Linked DNA regions of Homo sapiens: regions 1, 2, 3, 4 and 5 are each linked to region 6. Evidence: chromatin loops called from intact Hi-C (ENCODE). Cell type or tissue: PC-9. All regions are shown on one strand.

Region 1 (4,000 bases), 100 kb before region 6:
ATGCAGATTCCTGGGGCCCTGGCCCGGATGCACTGAGAATCTCCAGGAGGGCCCATGTGATCTGATTACACACGCTCAAGTGCAAGAGCCACTGTTTTAGTCTTGAGCAAACAAGGCCTGTCTGGGACCAGGAAGAGAAACAAGGGAGATAAAAACTCTCCAAATGCCAGTTGGTGTGGGTGGATGTAATTCCAGGGAAGAAGGGGGAAAGGCCCTGGGCTTCATCTGGCCCAACTCCAATTTGCCAATTTTTCTGACAAGGAACTTAGGGCCCAGAATGCACAATGCATCTTTTGTTTTTAGAGACAGGGTCTTGCTGTCACCCAGGCTGCAGCCTTGAACTCCTGGACTCAAGCAATCCTCTGGCTTCAGCATCCCAAGTGGCTGGGACAACAGGTCACAGAGGACGTCTGGGTGACCCAAGGTATCGTTAAGGTAGGCCTGCTATTTCCTTGCTCTCTAAGCCCTTAGCACTCCTTCCCTCACCTGTGTGTGTGCAAGGAGTTCTGCACCTGCCTGGTCCAGACTTCCTTCCAGTGGCAGCTCATGCCCCTCTTGGTTCCTTGTCCAGTGAGAGGCATGAGCTAAGTAGCATTTTTCAAACTCCCCCTCTTAGTCTTTTTAAATCCAGAGATAAGATTTGTAATTTTCATGATGGTAGAACAACTGATTTTTTTCTCCCAGAAAGAAAAAAGGTATTTTCTAGTTCTTTCACTGTTTATTAAAGACCTTGGGCTCAGTGGGCCCTCCTGTCTGGGCCTTCTAACCGGGGCAGCCAGGTGAGCTCTCCCTCTGGAGACTCTGGCTCGGTGGGAGGTCTGACTCACCCCCTACCTTCAGGGGTTTCCAGTGTGTTCTCCTAGTAGCTTCAGCCAGCACAGGGCCAAGGGTTCTTGGCACAGATGGCACACGGTACACATACCTCTGTCACCAGGCTGGCAGGCAGTCCCGGAAAGGGATGGAGGAACACACAGGTGGACCCCAGGGCCTGATGAGACCTGCCTTTCACTAGCACCCATCTCCCTCCTTTTCACTTCATGGTACTGATGAGAGACTCAACCAACTGTTTTAACAAACATGTTTATTAGAAAAGTAAAAAATATTGCATAGGTCTTAATACTTGAACATCAAGTGTATTCATGAACAGTGAGTATCTTATCTTCATGTAAACAGTTCTAGATGGAAGACCCAGATGGCACTCCTCCCGGGGAGGGGTTCCAGCCCCCACCCTCTCAGCCCCTCCCCTGCCAGCTCAACTCTGCAGTACACGATGGGGGAAGGCTTAAACGCAGCTGCCAGGTGTAATTTTTCAAGTGTCAAAGATCCCAAGTGATCCCTGACACCCACCCCTTCCTACTCTTACATTCATGCGTCTGTAAGATAGCTGCCTACAACAGGTCAGTAGTGATGCTCCGATCAGAAAAACAAGATACAAAACAAACAACAAACACACTTGGTCCCTTCAGACCAGTAAGATACACAAACCACCTCCACGACCTCCGACCTCCCCCCTCCCTCCGGCTGCTCTGAGGAGCACGTGCCTCTTCCTTCACCCTGGGCCGGGCTGGGGCGGGAGCAGCCCAGCTGCTCTCTGGATGTCACACCACTGTTAACTGTCAGTAACAAAAATAATAAGGTACATGCTACACACACATCCAGCTGGAAGCCTTGTTGGCCCCTAAGCCTTTGTTTCATGCTACAGTACTGAGGGGTATGTGTCCCCAATGCACAGCCACCCGCACACAACTCAATGAGCTTCCTGGGAAACACTATTCCCCCACCTCCACCTTAGGTGGCTGCCTCAGTTTTCCAACCACAGGAATCAGTCCCTCAGCTCCTGCCTCTAGTCTCCACCCCAAAAGTTCAGTCGTCTCTGTCTTGGAGGGCACTGTCGGCCCCCTCAGGTTGAAGTTCAACACTCCTCAATGAGCAGCTGTTCCGAGCTGTACAGCTTCTTCTTGATGACTCGGAAGCCAGTGCTCAGCGTCAGGGACTGGCTGAAGCCAGGGAGGAAGGGAGAGTTGGCGGAGCTAAACAGCCCCTGGATCTTGGGCCAGAGTCGTGAGTCCAGGCGCAGCACGAGGGTCAGCTGGAAGGTGGGCACCAGGCTGGGGTCGAGTGCCAGCTGGCCCACGCTGTGGCAGCTCTTGCCCTGCTCCACGCAGACGTCCAGCAGCGCCCCCCGCAGGCCGCACGGCTCGCTGTAGGCCAGGCGCAGTAGTTCTTTGCCCACCTGGCTTACCAACTGGCTAGGCATCAGCAGGCGCGCAGGGCGTCGAGAGCCCAGCCGCGCCTGGGCCAGGCTCTCCTGCAGCAGCTGCATCAGGTTGGCACACAAGTGTTCATCCTCAGGGTCACTGAGCAGCTCGAAGTCGGGCAACGACACCCCATCCAGGTAAGCCGTGTCTGGAAAGGAGAGCACACAGGAAGGGGTATTAGAGCGGCTTCAAAACGAAACGCACAGGCGGGGGAGGTGCTGTTTCCTTAAGAAACCAACGCTCCTTCCCACTCCGTGCCTCAGTTTCCGCCTCACTCACCTTATACTCCAATTCCCCCTGCCCCCAAGCAATCTGGGTCCCGATGGGATAGGAAGCCAAGGCGGCTCTGACCCCTTCCAGCACCGGGGCTTCCCCACCTTCCCGGCCCCTCGAGTCGCGTCGGCACCCGCCCACCGCTCACCTTCCTCCGGCCCGAAGCCACTGTTGCTGCTGTCCAGGGACTCGCAGTCCGAGCTCTCCAGGCTCGTGGAGCGGTCAAACCCCTCCTCCCGGGTCGCCGACCCCCAGGCTGAGCGCGGCGGCCGATCTGGGGTGGGAGTTCGGGGCAAGGACGAGGGCGAAGAGGAGGTGGACGACGACGAGAAGCGGTCCCAAAGGCTAGGCATGGTGAGGACAGACGCCAGGGCGTTTGCTGATGAACTCAGAGTGCCGGAGCGTAGAAGCCGCTGTAAGACAAGAGGGGGACCGACCAGGCGTCAGTCTGGGGACCAGACCAGACCAGACCGCGAGCTCTAGGACCCACACACAGAAGGGACACTCACCAGCTAGCGCGGTCAGCGAGAACTGCTAAGACAAGTGCGTCCTGCCGCTTGAATGGGTGTGCGAACCCGTGCCAACCACCGAGAGCCGCCCAGACCCGTCCCAGGTCCACGCTCGCACCTCCCCCTTGGCCTGCTGCGCCCTAGCACCAGCGCGGAGCAGCCTATAAGGACTAGCGCGGCGAGGCCACGCCTTCTCTGCGCCACGACCCAATCCAGACCCGGGAGTGTGGCCCGCCTTGGCCAATGGACTCCGGGCGCACGTAAGCAACGTTCTCTCCTGCCCGGTGACAGCGGCCGGGCCCCGCCTCCATTGAGCCCCAGAAAGCTCGCAGTCGAACCCCGACCCACCGCCACGCCCCCTTTCTGGAAAGGATCCGCGGCGGCTGCAGCTGCCAAGGTCCCCGAGGGCGCTCGCGGCAGGGGAGGATCAAGGAAAGACTTGTTTATTATAGGGTTGCATTGCTGGAGGAGGGGACAGCCCGTGACCAGGCTAGGAGGAGAGGCAGGGAAGCGTGAGGGGGCGGCGGGCAAGGAAAATGGTTGCCCCCAGCGTCTTGGATCCTAAAGCTTCGGGAACAACTGGGCACACACGGGGGGGATGCCCGTGGGACGGCGGCGCAGGAGCAGACGTTAGCCCGGCCTGCCCTCGCGCCCTTACCCCCTCTATCCCTGCTTTGCAAAGGCTCGGGATATGGGGGTGGGGTCCACAGACTGGGAAGCTCCGGGCACCATGCTGCCCCTTCCCCAAGGCCCCACCTGCCCATCCTGGCTGTTACTCTACAGCCCAGGACATAGGTTAATGGGGATCCCTGCCTCCTCCCAAACCCTATCTGCTTCCACTTCCAACTGCTCCCAAGGAGAGGGCTTGAGGAGAGTGGTTAGAGGAGTGTGGATGGGCCCGGGTTCATAGCGCCCAGTGCAGGGATGGAAGCGAGGATTCACAGCAGTCGGACTCACAGA
Region 2 (4,000 bases), 90 kb after region 6:
CTCCTGGACTCAAGCAATCCACCCCCCTCCGCCTCCCAAAGTGCTAGGATTACAGACATGAGCCACTGTGCCAGCCTCTAGCCTCTTATTCAGACCCCAATCTCATCATGAGGGCCCTACCCTGATGGCTTATCTAAACTGAATCCCTCCCCCAAGGCCCCGCCTCCTAATCGACTCCCATTGGAGGTCAGGATTTCAGCATATGGGTCTGGGGGGGACACAGATATGCAGTCCACAACCCCGTCTCTGCGCGTCTCCTTGCAGGAGCAATGTGGGTCTTCTAAGAGCCGTGGATGGGAAAAATGTATGCCCAGGCCTATGCCTGCATACACAGTTTAGATACCACTGTGCCCAGCCTCAGTGTGCAGACCTGGCCCGGCTGTGGCTCTTGAAGTGTGCCAGCCTCTGACCGCCCAAGGGCTTGGCCAGCATCCAGTTGCAGGTGTGGCTCCTTCCTTGGGGTTCCTGCAGCATTTATTGGCCATAACTCATTTGGCACAGGTTGGATGCTGCCTCATAGCATCACTTACACTGCGGGCTGTATCTTCAGAGTCCTTCTGCTGGTATTTGTAATGTGTGTTTGTCACATTCCTCCCATCGTGATCCCCTGAGGAGTGGGTCTGGGAACAGTCAGCCTTGTGTACCTTACCACCCCATCCCCAGAGCATTGCATGGGGTGTTTGGCACACAGTAGGTGCTCAATGTAAACGTGTGCACTGTGGCATGTTAGAGCCAGACAGGATCTCATCCAGCCCGTTCTCTGCACCCCTCCCTCCCCTCTCCAAGTAGCCCTGCTGTGGGTTCAAGTAAAGAGGGGCTGGGGCGCTGGTCTGATTGTGTGGGTGATTTGGGGAGATCTCTTCCTCTTCCGGAACCCCAAAAGGTTGGGACAAACACAGCAACAAGCCCAGCTCCCTGAATTTCAGTGATTCATTTGTGGGATAAAGGAGTGAATGATAAAGTGAAGGACGACTGTCCCCGCGTCTCCCTGTCCTTCAGCCCTCCGTGCCTATCCCTGGCTACAGCCAGTCTCCCACTTTATCCTGTGGAGAGGGTGCTCTGAGCCTCTTCCCCACTCCCACACCATATTATGCCCACAGAGTGGGCCAGCCACCTGTCAGACATGTGGATGGTGGAGACAGGGCTCCCTCGGGTAGAGAACAGATTCTGTAGGGTGGGGCGTCCAGCCCCCTCCTGCTGTCTTCCCCAACACCTGCCAGTCGGTCAAGGCTGCCCTGTATAGAAGGACAAGCCAGGCCCAGCTGGTGTCTTACCTCTGCCTGGATGCAAACAGCTCGCTCCTTCCCTGACCCCTTGTCCCCTGGCACAGGGCAGAGGACGCGAAGTCTCTGAAATCGTTCGGGCTCCTATTCCGCTCATCTCCAAGTTCTCAGTTTGGAAGAACTGGGGGAGCAGAATCCTGGAGACTCAGAAGCACTGAGCCCCACATTTCACAGGTGAAGAAACAGGGCCAGAGAAAGGGCAGGCACCTGCAACCCCACTCCTCTTGTGGCCTGGGGCTCTTCCCCTGCACCACGGCCTGTGGCTCAGCTCCAGCCCTGGGGTCTTCCTCAGACCTCCCTGGGCTTGAATTCTGACCCCCACCCCCATGTTCCAGGAGGGAAGCCAGGGTCCTGAGGCAGCTCAGAACATAGCCCCGGGCCCCTCACACCTCCCGCTGTTCTCTGCCCTTTATGGACTATTGGGGCCACCGCCCGGAGCAGGGACCAAGGACTAGGGCAGCCACCAAGATGCCACTGGACCAGCAGGGAGGTCAGGGCCCGGGCAGCAGGTGGGTGTTGGCGCAGGCATACCTGAGCCCAGGCCCAGCCCGGCTCCTGGCATGCAGGGAGTGATGATATGCACATTTTTGTCCTCCAAGGAAATTCCTCTGAGGGCAGAGGAGGTGGGAGGCCAGAGTCTTCTAGATGCCTGTCTCCTTCTGTTTATCCAGGCCTATCACAGCCTCTGCCGCCCCCTCCAAGAGAGGCTCAAGTATTTAATGACTGGCCCCTCTGCCCCCCACTTCCCAGCCACCCCCACCCCCTCACAGGGACACTGCCTCCCCAGGTGCCCTCTCCCAGGTGTGTGATGGGGTGTTAATCCTCAGCGGAGGAGGATCCCAGGTGTCCCCACTGGGCCCCACCTTGCTCTTTTCTGAGTCCTTCTGTCTGTGCCCTGTGGCTATTTCCAGGGAGGGCAGGAGGAGGCCACAGAGGCAAGCTTCTCTCCAGTCCTGGGCCTTCTTCAGTGGACTGGCCTCCATCACAGGCCCCGTTGCCTGAGGAATGAGGCCAAAATAATGGCAGATACAGGGCCTCTCAGAGGCTGAGCCAGGCCTGGCCCACTTCCATTTTTAGAGATTCTTGATCTATTAAAAAATGAAGAAATGCCGTAACAGGGTTAGGGAAATTGTGGTGTATTCAGTCTTATGATGACTGTCTTCTTTCCGTCCTGTCGCTGTGCCTCTGGCTGTGTGTCCTCAAGTGGAGACAATGTCAGATGTCCATATTGAGACCCCTTGTAACACTGAGACCCTACAGAACCTCTGCCCAGTCCTGTCCCTAGGCTCCCCGGGTGTGTGCCAGAGAACCCGGGGTTCAGGTGTCCTGTCTTGTGTCTTTTGAAAGTATGGAGCTTCAGTTCACAAAGTCCCCTTGCAGACATGATTGCCTGGGTTCTTCTGCAGCTCAGAGGGGAAGGCAAGGGGGTCATCCTTATTTTACAGCCAAGGAAGCCAGTCCAGCAAGGGAAGCGACTCACTTGCTGGCAGTCAGTGGCAAGGCCAAGCAGGAGCCCAGGCCCCTGAGTCCTTGGTGGTGAGGGGTGTAGGGGGTGAGGTCTCTCTGTCACACTGTGCTGCAAAGAAGCAGGTGGATCTTGACCCCATAAGCCAGGGTCTGGAGGGCTGCTCTTCTTTGCTGATTCGCTGCTAGGTCCCAAGCTTCATACCAGATGGAGAAGCTGGGAGAGATTGGGTTAATTCAAGCTGTGAAGTGAGCGGGTGATTTGGGTGCTAATTAAAATGACAGGAAGTAAACAGCACTTGGAAACACCCAGCATGTGCCCCCTAAGCCTGACTAGGCCTGCGCACTCACTGCTGTCTCCCCCAGCTTGGCTCAGTGGGCACCGTCTCCATGGCAACTGAGCTGAGCTGCAGAGATCAAAGCTGAAGATGGGTTAGCTCCAAACCAGCTGAACCAGGGGTCATGTGAAGGGGTTTCTGAAAAATGCCTGGAGAACGGGGGCCCCCAGGTGTCTTCCCCTTCCACCACCAGACCCTCCTCTCCTGGCTGCAAAACTCCCTGCCTAGGACTTGAAGCAGAGTTGGTGTGGTAGGAGAAACCACCTGTGGGCTGGGATTGGGCCTCCTGGGACCCACCCCTGGCCTAGGACTTTTTTCATCAGCTAACATTTATGGAGTGCTGGTTAGGGGCACGGATTCTGGAATCACAGTTCTGGGTGCAGCACTCTTCTCCTGTGCAATTGCTGTGTGACCCTGCCTAAGTCACTTAACCTCTCTGAGCCTCAATTTTATCATCTGAGACATGGAGATAATAATAGTAATGTTTCTTAGAGCTGTTGTGAAGAGGAAACAAGCCAATGAATGTGAAGTGTTTAGCATAATGCTTGCCACGTGGTAATTGCTATAAAGATGTCAGCTATTGTTAGGAGTGTGTATTACTAGGTACTAGATGTTGGGCATAGAGAGAAGAAATTTACATGGTCTCTGCTCTCAAGGAACTGGCTATTTAACTAGGGCGGAGTGAGGCAGAGGCGACATTGCCTGGTGTCACTGGAACAATGGTAGACTTCTGTGAGGCACAGCTGGCCTGAAGGATAAGGAGTGGGGCTCGGGAAGATGATGGCTGAGCTGGGTTTTGGGAGATGAGTAGAAATTCTGGGGCTGATGTGAACTTGCATTCTGGATGGAGACAGCTGTGCTGGGGTTTGGCCATGCTGGAACCTTGCAGGAAGGACCTGGAGCTGGGGTAGCCAG
Region 3 (4,000 bases), 120 kb after region 6:
TTCACATCCCTGTGCTTTTTCAGCGTCACCCTTTTCAGCACTAAGCACCCATCAGAAAGTGCCCTGGAGTGACCTGTCTGAACCGGAGAGAGGGCTGCTGCCAGGATGGGCACCGTCTCCCTTTGCTTTCACTGGTTGCTTGGTCAGCAGGGGCAGGGTTTTAGAAACAGGACTGTACCAGCCAAGAGCCTTTGGTTGCAAGTGACAGACACCTACCTAACTCTGACTGGCTTAGACAGAGAAATAATGTATTGGCTCTCACAGAAGATGGGGATCCTGCAGCAAGTCTTGGAATTGAAGGAAGAATTTGAGGAACCAGGTCTTTGGGGATGGCAACTGTGAGTTCAGCACCCCAGGGCTCCTCCATGCTGACCGTCTTTGCTTTACTGTTTCTTTTCACCTGTTGGCCTCATTCTGTCTGACTCCTGATGGGCTGTCTCCATGTAGCAGGGAACAAGACTGCCCCAGCAGACAGAGAGAGCTGGTTGCACCCGAAATCTGCATATTAATCCCAGGGAAGGACCCTGATTGGATCCGTTACTGTTGCCAGGTGGATGGAATGCAGTGATTGGCCAGGTCTGGGCCAGTCATGTGCCCATGCTTGCCTCCAGGGCATGGGTCTATTACCAGGGGAAGGGACCCTGGAAAGACACAAAACCAACAGCCCTCTCTATACAAGAGGTGAGTGAAATAGCTTGAAGGAAAACCCCTGGGGAGGTGTGTAAATGTCAAATTCTTTATTTAGCATGCTTGGGGACCCAGGATTTTGTAAAGATTTAGACTCTGCTGTTTCATTTCAACCTACTGACCCCACTTGGCCACATAACTTCATCCAACTAAGCTCATTGCTCACTGCTTGGTGAAGAAATATTCAAGGAAGGGATGGATGAATGTTACTGTGCATGACCCACACGTTCCTCCTCTGGGTCTTTCACTGCTCTATCGCCTGGAATATGCCTTGCACTCCCACCAGTTTCTGCTTGTCTTGTCATAGCCATCCTTGAAGCCCAGTTCAGGTGCCACCTCTTCCATGAAGCCCTCCCTGATCCCACTACCAGCAGGGTTTCTTTCTTTTTATGATCTTGTTTCAACCCACTTTTTTTCAGTGTTTTCCAGGTACACTTCCCCCCACTTTTTATAGACTCTAGCCTGATTTTGTGTTGTTTGTGTTGTGTACCGGTTTAGCAGAAAGAACTTTCCAATGATTAGTCCATCACTCAGCTGGGAGATGTGAGCTCTCCCTCCCTTGAGGCTTTAGAGCAGAGGCCTGTTTGCGGGATGTTGTAGAAGGGCAAGGGTTTCCTGGGGATTGCATGTTGGTTTTCTAGGGCTGTCATGAGAAATGACCATACACTGGGTGGTTTAAAACAACACAAATTTATTCTTCCACAGTTCTGGCAGCCAAAAGTTCAAACTCAAGGTGTCAGTGGGGTTGGCTCCTTCTTGAAGTTCTTGGGGAGGATCTGTGCCAGGCCTGTCCCCAGCTTCTGTGTTTGCCAGCCATCCTTGCATTCCTGGACCTGCAGATGCCTCACTCTAGGCTGTCTCCATTTCCATATGGCCTTCTCCTCTGTGCCTGTCTATCTTCCTCGTCTTCCTCATTCTTCTTCTTCTCCTCTTTCTCCTTATCCTTCTTCTTGTCCTCCTTCTTCTTCTTTTTCTTTCTTCTTCTTTTTTTTTTTTTTTTTTTTGAGACAGGGTCTCATTCTGTGGCCCAGGCTGGAGTGCAGCGGTATGATCATAGCTCACTGTAACCTCAAATTCCTGGGCTCAAGTGACCCTCCTGCCTCAACCTCCTGAGCAGCTAGGACTACAGGTGTGAGCCACCAAGCCTGGTTAATTTTTAAAAATTTCTGTAGAGACTGGGTCTTGCTATGCTGCCCAAGCTCATCCCAAACTCCTGGCCTCAAGCAATCCTCCTTCCTCGGCCTCCCAAAGCATTGGGATAACAGATGTGAGCCACTGCACCCAGCTGGTATTCTCCCTCTTCCTATAGAGACATAAATTGTTGGATTTAGGGCCCACCCCAAATCCAGTATGATTTTATCTTCAGGTGATTTACTAATTACATCTGTAAAGATCTTATTTCTAAAATAAGGTCACATTCCAAGGTTCCTGGCGGACACAAATATTTGGGACTTATTATTCCGCCCACTACAGGGATTGTGTGCTGGAGAAACTGAACATAAACCACAGAGGCCAGACGGGTAACTGGAGAGTGCGGGTCTCTGCCTGTCATTGTCAGACTTGGCTTTCCAAAGAAGCCAGAAATCTGGATTTGTACGTAAAATATCTAGATTTTTAAATGCTGGTAACATATTAAGAACCTGGTCCCTATATTCATGCTTTATAGATAGCACATCTATAGGTCGCATTCAGCCTGTAGAGCAACCAGTTTGTGACCTCTAGTGGAAGCTCTAAAACTTGGCTTCTGTGAGCTCAGAAAGACAGCACGGACCTATGCACTTCTGCCAGTAGCCACCAGAGGGCGTGCTAGGCATTGCGTCAGAAAACGCCTCTGGCAACCAGGCCCAGGAGGTGGCCAGGGAAATCCAACGGAGGTTTTTCAAGTCAGGGAGTGGATGGGATCGGGGGAGGTCTGGGATTAGGCTAATGACCAAAATTCATTCTATTTAACATTTACTCTTCCATAATTGTCTCTTAATCTTTTATGACTGGTACCCCTTGTCCACTAAAGATACCTGCTCCCTTGGCAGACAAAACAAGTTCAAAAACAGCAAAAGAATACTACAGGGAAAAGAAAGGAACAGCCAACAATAACCATTTGAAGACTTTTCTTGATTATGAATCAATCAATTAACTTAAGAAAATTGACACATGGCTGGGTGCGGTGGCTGACGCTTGTAATCCCGGCACTTTGAGGGCCGAGGTGGGCAGATCACTTGAGGTCAGGAGTTTGAGATCAGCCATGGCTAACATGGTGAAACCCCATCTCTGCTAAAAATTCAAAAATTAGCCGGGCATGGTGGCATGCGCCTGTAATCCCAGCTACTCGGGAGGCTGAGGCAGGAGAGTCGCTTGAACCTGGGAGGTGGAGGTTGCAGTGAGCTGAGATTGCACCACTGCACTCTAGCCTGGGTGACAGAGCAAGACTTCGTCTCAGAAAACAAACAGATAAACAAACAAACAAACACCCCTCATGTACCCACCCCTAGCTTCAACAATTAGCAACTCATGACAAATCTTGGTCCCTCTATGTACTTTTTGTTTCTTTGCTGGAATATTTTAAAGCAAATCCCAGGCATTGTATAACTGTATCCCAAAATACTTTAGATAGACACATTGTTTTATTTGTTCTTTTATTGTTGCTGTTGTTCTTTGTTTTCCACCAGAGAACTAACTCACAGCTAACTCTCATCCAACATGGGCGGATGAGAGCCCCTCTTAACTCGTCTCAGCCTCAGCTGTCTTAGGGGTGGGAGCAAACACCTTTTCCATAATTTCCATCTGTAGGTCCACTTTTCTGTTTTCCACCTTTTAAGAAATTTTTTAATGGAGATGGAGGTCTCACTATGTTGCCCAGGTTGATCTTGAACTTGTGGGCTCAAGTGATCCTCCTGCCTCAGCCTCCTAAAGTGCTGGGATAACACGTGTGAGTCACAGTGCTCGGCCTCTACTCATTTTTCAAAAATCAGATAGTATGGGTAAAACTCAGTGGTGTATTTTATTTTATTTTATTATTTTTGTTTATTTATTTTTTGAGATGGAGTCTCACTCTGTCACCCAGGCTGGAGTGCAGTGATGTGATCTCGGCTCACTGCAACCTCCACCTCCCATGTTCAAATGATCCTCTGCCTCAGCCTCCCGAGTAGCTGGGATTACAGGTGTGTGCCACCACGCCTGGGTAAGTTTTGTATTTTTAGTAGAGACGGAGTTTCACCATGTTGACCAGGCTCGCCTCGAACTCCTGACCTCAGGTGATCCACCCGCCTTGGCATCCCAAAGTGATGGGATTACAGGCATGAGTCACTGCGCCCAG
Region 4 (4,000 bases), 63 kb after region 6:
TTGGCCTTACCAGCAGTCTTAAACTTGATAATCCTTACATCAGCAGTGAGCCTCAGGCCAAATTCCCAAAGTGCATCCCTGAGTGATTATTTGAAGGAAGTTTTCAAGCCTTCCCTCCCTGGCTCTGTTTGTCTGCCTTCTGCCAGCACATCCTTAGGTCAGGCTAATGCTCATTTGAGCATTCCTCTTGCTCACTGCAGCAAGACAGGCAGGTGATTTGAGAGCAGGATGAGTGAGGGGAAGTTGCTGTTCCCATTCTGTGCAAGGAATGCCATCTCAGTCAGTGGAGAGGGGACTTGGGCTCTGGGGACACACAAGCCTTTTGGTACTATTTTAATGGAGACAAAAACAGGAGTGGCCTGCTGATGGGTTGAAAAATCACAGCTGTTCTACTGACTTAACAGCCTTTTTGCTGCTCTCCTAATAGAGGCCACGATGTTGATAAGAATTGCTCCTCCCACAGACTGCCCTTGACCTTTCTCCTTGGATCTGAGGTGCCCCAGGCCTTCTGGAAGGGCATTATGTCCTCTCTTTTATTGGCTATTATTAGCTACTATAATATTATTGGCTCTCACACCACTGATCACTGCAGTCTGATGTTTCAGATTAAAAGTGGCATCTTGGGCAGAGTTAAGCTGTGTTTGGAGATGACTCTAGGATAGTCACTACCTGCCACCCTCATTGTCTTTTATTCTGAAGTAGATGTTCCTATTTTGGTCTTTAAAAATATTACAGCCCTATGAGACCAGATAATGACTGTAGAGCCTGTAAGCTGTCAGAGTACCTGATAAACCTTCTTCCTTTTTTCTTTTAAGGATACTCTGCATTTTGGTTCCTGCAGTGATGCATTAGAGATTATAGTCAGTGAGTGACAATAATAATCAGAGCTCAAAATTTCATCTTATAATTTATCTTTAACTGCAGAACATCTTTGTAAAGGATCATCCCTGTTTAAAGATGGAGAAATTGGGGGAGGGAGTGGGTCTGTAGTCATTGATAATGTCGACCAGCAATAATGGAAAGGATCAGAACTCAGTTTTTAAAAGTTTATTCAAGTGAAAAGCTGGGAATGGCCATTTGGGAAACAGGGACTTCACAGAAATGAGGTCAGTGCTTAAAGTTAAAAGTTAAGGTCCTGCTTATATAGGCAGAAAACAAATTTAGTAGGATTATAACATTTTCTATACAAGGTTGGTTTATGAGCTATAATTTAGTTAATTACAGTTTGTTTTCTTTTCTGTACAGCTTGTTTTCACTTCCTTTCCAACTTAGGAGTGTAGGACCTGGCATGGTGGCTCACGCCTGTAATCTCAGCAGTTTGGGAGGTGGAGGTAGGAGGATCACTTGAGCCCAGGAGTTTGAGACCAGCCTGGGCAACATGGAAAAACCCTGTCTCTATAAAAAATGCAAAAATTAGCCAGGCATGGTGGCATGCACCTGTAGTCTCAGCTACTCAGGAGACTGAGGAGGGAGGATCTCTTGCGCCTGGGAGGTGGAGGCTGCAGTGAGCTGTGATCACGCCACTGCACTCCAGCCTGGCTGACAGAGTAAGACCTTGTTTCAAAAAAAAAAAAAAAAAAGAAAAAGAAAAAGAAAAAGAAAGTATTTAACATACCATCCTAGATGATGTGATAGTCTTTTAAGTCTTTGTATGAGAAATGTAAGAGGGAAGTTTAATCAAAATGAAGATCAACAGTTAAAAGGGAAGGGATCTTCTCTGGCACTGTTTATTCATTTACAACCATTTACAAAACAGTGTAGGTGAGGAAAAAGGCTAATCTATAATCAGAAAAACAACAGTTACAGCTGCCCAGGTTACAGATACAAGTTTAAGTGACTCACATAATCACATTCCCTTAAGCCTTACAATATGTTAAGATTCCAACAGCTTAGATTTTGAATTACTTATTTTCACAATAGGAAAGCATTAAAAACGTCTAGTCTGCCCAAGAAACTTTTTGTGCCCTTTCTTCAGTAGAAAAGAAATATCAATTTTTTTGTACCTAGGTGAAGGTATGTGTGTCTGTGTGTAGAGGAGCATGACTTACCTTAGGGTAAACAGACTCAATTACATTCTTCTGTGATGATGTTTAGAAAGAATCCACTTGGGCACAGCCCATGTGAGTATTTTTAAAGTAGATGGAAGGTTTTTTTTGACCCCGGATGTGGTGGATCTCCATTTCCTTCTTGCCTCTTCCTACCTCCCACATTTGGTCTCCTCAGAAGTAATCTCACAGGTGGCCCAGAAGACAAATGCACGGTATTTGGCAGAAACTCAGAATTTTTTTTTTTTAGGTTTGAGGAATTTTAATAAACATAACTTTGAAACAAAATTTATTTTTTTGGGGGGGGGGTAACTTATTTGTGAACTTAATTCTTTTTGATGACTTAACTCCCAATAAAGTGATCTTAATTCTGAGTGAGATTAGTAACATGACATACGAAGAACCTTGATTTTTTTTTTTTCAAAATCGATTATATTTTTAGTCTGGTATTTGTATCTTTCTGTTTGCTCCCTGAAGTCATACTAGTCCTGTACCTACATGCCTCTTTTATGAGGAATGCATCTGAAATATACCATTATTTGTTTTGATGTTTTGCAATTGGGATCTTCCAAGGGCTGTGATGATAGCTTTTCACATCATTTGCTCCTCATTCTTTGCTATCTGGTTGTATATGCACAGCCTAAGGATGGACCTGCTTCCCCACTTGGCATTCTTTGGTACATATTTGTTATTGGAATTGAGAGGCCCATACACACTGCCTTGTGGACGTGGCCTTCCACTGGCCTGTATCCTAGGCCTCATCCCAGGAACTCTTAAATTTCTCTGACAGTATTAGTGGTCCTAGCTTGTCCCTGTTTCTTATATAAATGGGGATAATAATGCTCAGCTCTGGTTTATATCATAGCAATTTTTTTGGAGTTAATGAGCTGGGCTTTGTAAGACACTTTTAGATCCTTAGATGAAAGGTGTTATTTAACCACAGCAAGGCTTCATACTGGGAGTGCCTTCCCAAAGAGCTCAAAGTACTTGTCAGCCTGTCTTCTGTTCATACCATCCCTCATAGGGAGGTAGGTGGTTAAGTGTTATTATTAAGTACAAAATAGTGTTACTACTTTTATCTATAAACGGGATAATTGTGAGAAATAGAAGTTGGTAAACAGGCTGTGGAAGAAAAACACTGGGAAAACCTCAAAGTAGCATGCATTTGCTATTCCTATTCACTCTGCTTTGAGTTTCAAAAGTCTGATTGCCATACATGAGAACAATAGCATCCTTTCTTAGAGAGAAATATGACCTAGAACATCCTTCTAAATACTTGAATTAATTGAACCCCCTGTACTTACTTTCAGTTGCATCAGATTATATTCTAAAGGTTGGTTTATCTCATGTGTGTCAAGAATGATTATAAATAGCGTAAGACTTGAATATTTTGAATTTTCATTTTTAACTTCAAAACTGAATTTCTTCTTATTCAAGTAGTATTGAGACAGCAAATAGTTCACCGAGGCCACCAGCACAAGAAGTAGATTTTCTTAAAAGAGGGATCTTGGAAGAGAGTAACCACAGCTTTGTCTAAGATTGAAGAAAAGAGCGAGCCTCATTTGGGAAAGCCAAGTGAGCAGGGATCCCCAGCAGATTGTCACTGTGCTGTTGCGGACTGGCCATTTATTCGGTTCTATAGCCCGAGGTCACAGATATAAGAAAAGGCCCCTCTCCACCCTCCTCCCCACCTCTGTTTGAGATTGCCAGTTTCATTTTGGCAGCCTTGTTGCATTTGGAGTTATTTCTGGTCTTTGATGGCTGTGTCACAGGGCAATGGGGAAGGAGTAGAAGCTTTGAAACGAATGCAAGGAAAAATAACCACAGTGAGCCCTTAAATCTTGCTATTTGTTTTCTTTCAGTGTATACCACAACATTACCAGAAATCAATAATTCCCTTTGTGTTCTCCCTAGGAAAGAAACATGTACAAACTGAAAATGGTAGGCTTCACAGA
Region 5 (4,000 bases), 72 kb after region 6:
ATGCCTGTAATCCCAGCTACTCAGGAGGCTGAGGGAGAATAGCTTGAACCCGGGAGGCAGAGGTTGTGGTGAGCTGAGATCGCGCCACTGCACTCCAGCCGGGGTGACAGAGAGAGAGAGAGTCCGTCTAAAAAAAAAAAAAAGATATAACAATAACTAAGCAGTAAGATAACTGAAAAATTGCTAGTAAATTATCTGTTACTAAATCATAAACATAGAGGACAAGAACAGAGGTAGGAAGGGTGACATGAAGATTGGCACTGGCACTAGGGACGTCTGGATGAGAAATCCATTTGTTGTGATATTATCAAAAGGTATGAAAGAACATGGCGACTTACAAAGGTAAAATAAATACAAGGGTGATGATGGCAGAGAGATATTTAAAAACATCATAAGAAATACCATACGGAAATACCATATTGCTACGGAAATACTAATTTTCCATAGCACTTTACAGTTTACAAGATATTTTTTATTTTTTTTAAACCCTGCTCAGTGAGCACACAAGGTACTTGTACTAGCTTTTTTTTTGGTTTATTTGTTTGTTTGTTTGAGACAGAGTTTCTCTCTTGTTGCCCTGGCTGAAATGCAGTGATGCAATCTCGGCTCACCGCAACCTCCGCCTCCCAGGTTCAAGCGATTCTCCTCCCTCAGTCTCCCGGGTAGCTGCGATTACAGGCATGCGCTGCCACGCCTGGCTAATTTTGTATTTTTAGTAGAGACGGGGTTTCTCCATGTAGGGCAGGCTGGTCTCGAACTCCCAACCTCAGGTGATCCCGCTGCCTCAGCCTCTCAAAGTGCTGGGATTACAGGCATGAGTCACCGCGCCTGGCCTTGTACTTGCTCTTATGAGGTCTTTGCCCATTATGATCTTGTGCCCCTGTTGTGGTTGGTACAGTGGGTGGTGCCTTCTGTCCACAGTCACACAGCTTACATGTCTGGGCATACGTTTAGAATCCAGCACTCTTTCCACAGCCTGCTCTTGCCTTAGTGGATGTGAGAATTTATGTTTAGTTATCTCTCTCAATTCTTCTGTTATTGCATTGCAGTCACATCCCAGCTAACTTCATGATTGCTACATTTGCTATTTCCTTAAACCTGGAGTAGGAGAATATCCCTGGCAGATTCATGCTGTCTGTAGGCCATCTGCATAAGGTGAAGTGAAGTCATGGGTCGGTCACTTGCAGCTTCTCACTGTGGCCTCCCCACTACTTGAAAACATGGGCACAAAGAGAAGAAGGTAGCACTCACAGGCTGCCAATCCTTAAAAAGTAACTTGTTGAAAGTATTATGAGTTTCCTTTTAGTTTTCTTTTGTATTGTCTTTTATTGCTTCTTTGGTTATAGCTTTTCTGTACCTAGAAGGCTTCAGTTTGCAGAGCTATAAATCTGTCAGTCTTAGTGACGTGTCTTTCACTTCAAATTAGTGTTCAGCAAAGGGATTAGCAGATAACCATTTCAGGCTGAATTTCTTTACATAAAAGGGTGGATATGGTTTAAGCAGGCTGCCAAAGCCAGGAAGAGAAGTTAATTGTGTAAATCAATGCAGGCAGGAGCTGATCACCTTTCTGAAACACAAGACAATGCAGCATACAACCTCTAAATAGATCTTTGGGGTCAAGTTGATGTCATGTTGAAGAATCAATATTTACTGGGCTTTATAAAGTTAGCCTTTAATGAACCCTCAGGCATTTTGCTAGGCCATTAATTGCAGGAAGAGGAAAAGCAATGGTGGCCAAGGTCCATGTTTGTGGAGGTTGTATAAAAATAAGTGAAAAGACAGTCACTTGTCCATGTGCAAAGGTCCCCTCAGGCATCGTTGGGGACATGTGTCACAAGCCTTTCTTGGGGCCAGGTATGGTGGCTAATGCCTGTAATCTCCGTGCTTTGGGAGGCTGAGATGGGAGGATTGCCTGAGTTTAGGAGTTGAGGCCATGATTGCACTACTGCAATCCAAGGCACTCCAGCCTGGGCAACAAAGCGAGAGACCCTATCTCTAAAAAACAACCAAGGCTTTCTTGGGATTGTACTGACATTTTAAGAAAGAGCAATTCCTACATCCTAACAGAGGAAGGTACGCTCTTTACTCTTTGACGCTCCTTATTCAGGCACTATGGCTGCATTTTCCTGGGATGAATTCTGATGTCATTTTGGGTCCTGCCTTATAAATGTGGTAATCACAAAGTCCAGTCCCTCTTGGAGTATGTATGGTTCATCCCTCACTCTGACACACTTTTGAAAGCTTTTGTAAAGTACAGGATCATAGCAAAAAGTATTTATTTTAGGTCGCTGGCTTGAATCCAAGTCTAATAAAGGTATTTGATAAGTAATCACTTGTACTTGTTCTGTTGGCAGTAGAAGTGTCCCTTGGGTTGTTCTGTGTGTGTGTGCATGCTCTGTGTCCCTCAGTGGTTTGTCTGAATCACTTGTGAGTCAGGAGCCTTATCTTCTATTTATTTTAGTCAGCGCTCCTAACAAATGGCGTTGATTAGATATATGTTACGTCAAATTTAACCCTGGTGCAACAAAGCCGAGATCCCTGCATGGTCAGTCACTGGAAGTCAGAAGCAGCCTGGTCAGACTCTGTGAGTCAGGGTGTGGCCATGGGGCGTTTGCTATAAGTTCTTGGTCATATCTGGTCAGTAGATGAATTTCGGATTTGACTTTTCAGAACCTCTTTCTCTGGTGCATTTGTCAGGGGAGACTTTAGAATTAATCAGAGAGAAGAGCTGGCTGTTCTTTTCTCACTCCCACCCCCATCCCTCCTCTCCTGGATCATTATTCAGAGTAAACACTGAAAAGAAAAAGCATGAGAGATTTGTTGGGATTGTTGTGGTTTGGTGTTTTTACAAGATAATCTGATGTTTAATATTTTCATCTATACTTTAAATATTCATTCTGGGTTTTTATTCTTCCTTTTCAGTTGTTTGAGAACTTCTACTTTGGCTCCCTAAAGCTGAATTCAATTCACATCTCTCAGAGGTTCACCGTAGACAGCTTTGGAAACTACGCTTCCTGTGGACAAATTGACTTCTCCTGAGGTGGATCTTGGAAAGCACTAGAAACTAAACATCTTCACCAGGTGCTGAAGAAAAGTGTCTTCGTTTTAATTGCCAAGCAGGGATGTGGACATTTGGATGGTGACTTTCCTGGGTGGTTCCCCATAGATTCACCATTGCCTCTAATGGTGTCTACACCCGTCATACTACCAGCTGAGATGGTGGTGGGCATAAGGAGAATTTGTGCCTATAACCCTTAGTGTGTTCTGGTTTTTTTTCTTTTAATTTTTAAATTGTCGTAAAATACTCATAAAACATACTGTCTTCACCATTTTTAAGTGCACAGTTCAGTAACGTTAACTGTTAATACATTCATAATGCTGTGTGGCCGTCACCGCCGTCCATCTCCATAGGCTTCTCAGCTTGTAAAATGGAAACTGTACCCATTAAACAGTAATTCCCACTCCTCCCAGCCCCCGCAGCCACCATTCTGCTTTCTGTCTCTCTGGTTTTGACTATTCTCAGTATCTCATATAAGTGGAATCATACAGTGACTTGTCTTTTTGTGACTGGCTTATTTCACTTAGCATAATGTCCTCAAGGTTCATCCATGTTGTGTCAGGTGACAGGATTTCCTTCCTGTATTATACATATAATGGAATGTTCCGTTACATGTGCGTACCACACTCTGTTCCTCCATCAGTGAACACTTGGCTTGCTTCCTCTTGACTATTGGGAGTAGTGCTAATACAGACACGGGGGTGCAAATATCTCTTTGAGACTCTGCCTTTAATTCCTTTACCACCCAGAGTTTTATCTTTAGCAAAATAACCATTAAAGTTGTTTGCCTTTTACTTTGCTTGGTCTATCATTTTCCTACCAAAGTTTGTCCTCTTAATATTTGTTGGATTCCTGTTCCTTCACCCCATCCCCACCCTCATCTTCCCATGCCCCTGATGGAGTTGCAGTGTTGCAGCCCTTTTTTGTTTACTTTTCAAGGCA
Region 6 (4,000 bases):
TAAAAATATAATATATAATATATAATATAAAAAATATAATATATAATATAAAAATATATAATATATGTAATATATATAATATAAAAATATTATATATAATATATATATTATATATTTTTAGAGGAACTAGTGTAATTTTACCTTTAAAACATCTCAACATTGGGCTGGGTGCAGTGGCTCATGCCTGTAATCCCAGCGCTTTGGGAGACTGAGGCCAGCGGATCACTTGAGGCCAGGAGTTCAAGACCAGCCTTGTCAACATAGCGCAACCCCATTTCTACAAAAGAAAAAGAAAAAAAGAAAAAAAAGCCCAACATCTATAAAAGCTTAAAAACAAACTGTTTCCTCTTTTATTTGTGCTTAGAGTTTTTCTTTTTTTTTTTTTTTTTTTTTGAGACTGAGTTTTGCTCTTTTGCCCAGACAGCAGTGCAGTGGTGCAATCTTGGCTCACTGCAACCTCTGCCTTCCGGGTTCAAGCGATTTTCCTGCTTCAGCCCTCGAAGTAGCTGGGATTACAGTTGTGCACCACTAGGCCTGGCTAATTTTTTGTATTTTTAGTAGAGACGGGGTTTCACCATGTTGCCCAGGCTGGTCTCGATCTCCTGACCTCGTGATCCGCCCGCCTCGGCCTCCCAAAGTGCTGGGATTACAGGCGTGAGCCACTGCACCCAGCCTTGTGCTTAGAGTTTTTCTAAAAAAACTTCAAAATTGTTAAATGTAACACACATCAGAAGACGATACAGAACAAATGGATGCTTTTATAACCACCGTGTAGGCTGGAGATACAATCTTATCAGCACCCTAGACTTCCTTGTCTTGCCTTTGTCTTCTTCCCCTGAAGGGTAACCACTGTCCCAACTTTTACAGTAATCACATCCTTAGTTTTCTTTAGTTTTATCACCCAAGTGTATTTCCCCAAAGATGCCTTAAAAAACATTTTGGGAAGGGGGCATGTGACAGGCAGAACAATGGCCCTCCAAAGATATTCACATCATAATCCCAAAACCGGTGACTATTACCTTTTATGGCAAAAGAGACTTTGAGATGTGATAAAGTTAAGGATGTTGAGATGGGTCTTTATAAGGGAGTTGGGCTGGGCGCGGTGGCTCACGCATGTAATCCCAGCACTTTGGGAGGCCGAGGTGGGCAGATCACTTGAGGTCAGGAGTTCGAGATCAGCCTGGCCAACATGGTGAAACCCCATGTCTACAAAATTAGCTGGACATGGTGGCGGGTGCCTGTAATCCCAGCTACTCAGGAGGCTGAGGTAGGAGAATTGCTTGAAGCCAGGAGGCGGAGGTTGCAGTGAGCTGGTATCTTGCCATTGTACTCCAGCCTGGGCGACAGAGCAAGACTCCGTCTGAGAAAAAAAAAAAGAGGAAATCAGGAAGGTCAGAGTCAGAGAAGGAGAGGTGACGATTAAAGTGGAGATTGAAGTGATGTGACTCTGAGCCAAGACATTCAGGTAGCCTCTAGAAGCTAGAAAGCTCAAGGAAGTGATTTGCCCTGGAGCCTCCGCAAGGAATGCAGCCCTGCTGACTCATGTTAGACTTCTGACCTCCAGAAGATGGTAGGATAAGTTCGTATTGTTGTAAGCCACAAAGTCTGTGGTAATTTGTTATAGCACCAATAGAGAATTTATACAGGAAGTAGTTTTAAACTCACAGAAAAGTTGAAGAAAAGAATAGTATCCTTTATTCAGATTCACCTATTGTTAATATTTCACTATTTGTTTTCGTATTCCATTTTTATCTTTCTCAACTGCTTTAGAGTGAGTTGCACATGTCATAGCCCTTTAACCCTAAATATTTCAAAATATTTTAATTAAAAATATTGGGGGGGGTGGGATCTTGCTATGTTGTCCAGGCTAGTTTTGAATTCCTGGTCTCAAGCTATCCCCTCAGCCTCCTGAGCAGCTGAGACTATAGGCGTGCACCACTGTGTCTGGCAAAATTTTTTTTTTGCATAATAATGTTATAGTTCTCAACCTCAATACGTTTAACATTGATAGTTTTATCTAATTTACCATCCACGTTCAAATTTTGTCACTTAATCCAGTAATATCCTTTGTAGCATTTTTTCCCTCTCTAGTTTGGGATTCAGTCTAGGATTAGGTGTTGTATTTAATTGTCATGTTTCTAGCCTCCTTGAATCTGGAACATTTCCACAGGCTTTCTTTGTCTGCCTTTCTTTCTTTTTTTTTTTTTTTTTTTTGAGATACAGTCTCACTCTGCTGTCACCCAGGGTGTAGTGCGGTGCTGTGAGCACCACTGCACCTTGAACTCCTGGGCTCAAGTGATCCTCCTGAGTAGCCAGGATTCCAGGCACGGTGCCACGCCGGCTCTTTGTCTTTCTTGACATTGGCTTTTTAAATAGAATGCTTCTCACTTTTGATCTGTCTGGCATTTCCTCATGAGTAGACTTAGGCATTCCTGGATGGAGCATTGCATAGGTGATAATGTGTCCTTCTTAGAGTATACAGTGTCCCTCATTGGTGATGTTAATTTTGACACCATCCAGTCAGTGTTGATTAATTTCTTTATAGTTACTATATTTTTACCTTTCAACCGATAAGCAGTCTAGAAGAGGACATTTTAAGACTATGCAAATATTCTGCTCCTCAACAAAATTTCTCCTTAGATTTAACATCCTTTAATGATTCTTGCCTGATTTTTTTTTTTTTCTTTGAGACGGAGTTTCACTCTTGTCGCCCAGGCTTTAGTGCAATGGCACGATCTTGTCTCACTGCAACGTCTTCCTCCTGGGTTCAAGCAATTCTCCTGCCTCAGCTTCTTGAGTAGCTGGGATTACAGGCACGTGATACCATGCCCTGCTAATTTTTGTGTTTTTAGTAGAGACGGGGTTTCACCATGTTGGCCAGGCTGGTCTCGAACTCCTGATCTCAGGTGATCCGCCCATCTTGGCCTCCCAAAGTGCTGGGATTACAGGCGTGAGCCACCACGCCCGGCCTTGTGTTTGTTGATTCTTTCTTAACCCCCTCTAGTGTGGATTTGATATTCATTTAAAATACAGTTGGGTTTATTTTTAGTTTACTTTCAAATTAGGTTTCTTTCCCTTTTCCATACTTGTTTATTTTATGTTTGAATATGTAGACCATTAACGTGCTTCCAAAAGTCAAAACTATGTAAGAGGCATACATACCCAGAAGTGTCACACATTCTTGTATTCTTTCTGCCCCTTTCTCCTTCATCCCTTGTGGGTGACCAATATCATTGTTTTCTGGTTTATTTGTCCTGTGTTTTTTTTGTAAAAATAAGCATATATATATTAATGTATGTTTTCTTATTTTCCCTTCTTTCTTAAATGGTAGCAAGTATAGAAGCTCTTCTGCACTTGTCTTTTTTTTTGAGACAGGATCTTGCTCTGTCACTCAGGCTGGAGTGCAGTGGCACTATCACAGCTCACTGTAGCCCCGACCTCTGGGACTCAAGTGATCCTCCCACTTCAGCCTCCTGAGTAGCTGGAACTACCGGCATGCATGTGCCACCACACCCGGCTAATTTTTGTATTTCTTGTGTAGACGGGGTTTCACCTTGTTACCCGGGCTGGTCTCAAGTGATCTGCCCACCTTGACCTCCCAAAGTGCTGGGATTGCAGGTGTGAGGCAACCCGCCCTGTCCTGCACTTTGCATTTCTCATTTAATAATAGGTCCTGAAATATCACTCCAGATCATTGTATACATGTGTTTATACATAGTTTGCAACCATTCTATACTTGAGCATTTAAGTGTTCTGCAGTAATGCTGTAATGTCTAACCTCATGCATACATATTTTACGTTGTTGATGTATCTTCAGGATAAATTCCTAGAAGTAGGATTGTTGGGTATATTAATCTGCTCAGGCTGCTGTCATAGAATACCACAGACTGGGTGGCTTAAACAATAGAAATTTGTTTTCTCTTAGCTCTAGAACTTGGAAGACTAAGATCAAGGTGCTGGCAGGGTTGCTTTCTGCTATAGCCTCTTCCTGGCTTGCAGA

The links. A loop is a pair of places that touch in the nucleus more often than their neighbours do. Peaks named below come from ENCODE experiments on the same cell type or tissue, not always from the same donor. Only the 100,000 strongest peaks of a DNase experiment are listed, where the experiment ranks them.
Region 1: a loop joins it to region 6, with 7 times the contacts of the local background. A loop is called at or near these places in 2 of 110 quality-filtered maps.
Region 2: a loop joins it to region 6, with 14 times the contacts of the local background. A loop is called at or near these places in 5 of 110 quality-filtered maps.
Region 3: a loop joins it to region 6, with 6 times the contacts of the local background. A loop is called at or near these places in 2 of 110 quality-filtered maps.
Region 4: a loop joins it to region 6, with 6 times the contacts of the local background. A loop is called at or near these places in 6 of 110 quality-filtered maps.
Region 5: it touches region 6 in a loop (4-fold over the local background); 7 of 110 quality-filtered maps call a loop at or near these places.

The regions. Positions count from the first base shown.
Region 1 is chr10:72,273,101-72,277,100 of GRCh38, reverse strand. DDIT4 (DNA damage inducible transcript 4) reads right to left here and starts at 3,177. Exons shown (of 3, transcript NM_019058.4): 1 at 3,041-3,177; 2 at 2,680-2,944; 3 at 1,065-2,406. The coding sequence starts at 2,884. The coding sequence ends at 1,913. DDIT4-AS1 (DDIT4 antisense RNA 1) reads left to right here and starts at 3,390. Exons shown (of 2, transcript NR_186445.1): 1 at 3,390-4,000. RefSeq lists enhancers at 1,011-1,534, 2,803-2,922, 3,633-4,000. In PC-9, CTCF peaks have their summits at 1,978 and 2,178 (motif pointing left); DNase peaks (open chromatin) are centred at 100, 880, 2,210 and 3,300; H3K4me3 peaks cover 3,882 bases; H3K27ac peaks cover 3,861 bases.
Region 2 is chr10:72,078,649-72,082,648 of GRCh38, reverse strand. The region is part of intron 1 of SPOCK2 (SPARC (osteonectin), cwcv and kazal like domains proteoglycan 2); the gene reads left to right. Among named protein-coding and RNA genes, the nearest start is that of SPOCK2, 7.9 kb to the left of the region's middle. RefSeq lists an enhancer at 1,088-1,872. In PC-9, no CTCF peak of the experiment used is centred here; DNase peaks (open chromatin) are centred at 498 and 1,878; H3K4me3 peaks cover 1,045 bases; H3K27ac peaks cover 3,915 bases.
Region 3 is chr10:72,047,180-72,051,179 of GRCh38, reverse strand. No RefSeq gene overlaps it. Among named protein-coding and RNA genes, the nearest start is that of SPOCK2, 39 kb to the left of the region's middle. In PC-9, CTCF peaks have their summits at 2,248 and 2,450; a DNase peak (open chromatin) is centred at 2,439.
Region 4 is chr10:72,105,657-72,109,656 of GRCh38, reverse strand. All of the region lies in intron 9 of ASCC1 (activating signal cointegrator 1 complex subunit 1), which reads left to right. Among named protein-coding and RNA genes, the nearest start is that of SPOCK2, 19 kb to the right of the region's middle. In PC-9, no CTCF peak of the experiment used is centred here; DNase peaks (open chromatin) are centred at 56, 2,096 and 2,526; H3K4me3 peaks cover 403 bases; H3K27ac peaks cover 4,000 bases.
Region 5 is chr10:72,096,373-72,100,372 of GRCh38, reverse strand. It overlaps ASCC1 (activating signal cointegrator 1 complex subunit 1), which reads left to right. Exons shown (of 10, transcript NM_001198800.3): 10 at 2,923-4,000. The coding sequence ends at 3,039. Among named protein-coding and RNA genes, the nearest start is that of SPOCK2, 9.8 kb to the right of the region's middle. In PC-9, no CTCF peak of the experiment used is centred here; a DNase peak (open chromatin) is centred at 2,422; H3K27ac peaks cover 3,118 bases.
Region 6 is chr10:72,168,808-72,172,807 of GRCh38, reverse strand. The region is part of intron 5 of ASCC1 (activating signal cointegrator 1 complex subunit 1); the gene reads left to right. Among named protein-coding and RNA genes, the nearest start is that of ANAPC16, 45 kb to the left of the region's middle. In PC-9, no CTCF peak of the experiment used is centred here; DNase peaks (open chromatin) are centred at 1,517 and 2,356; H3K27ac peaks cover 2,177 bases.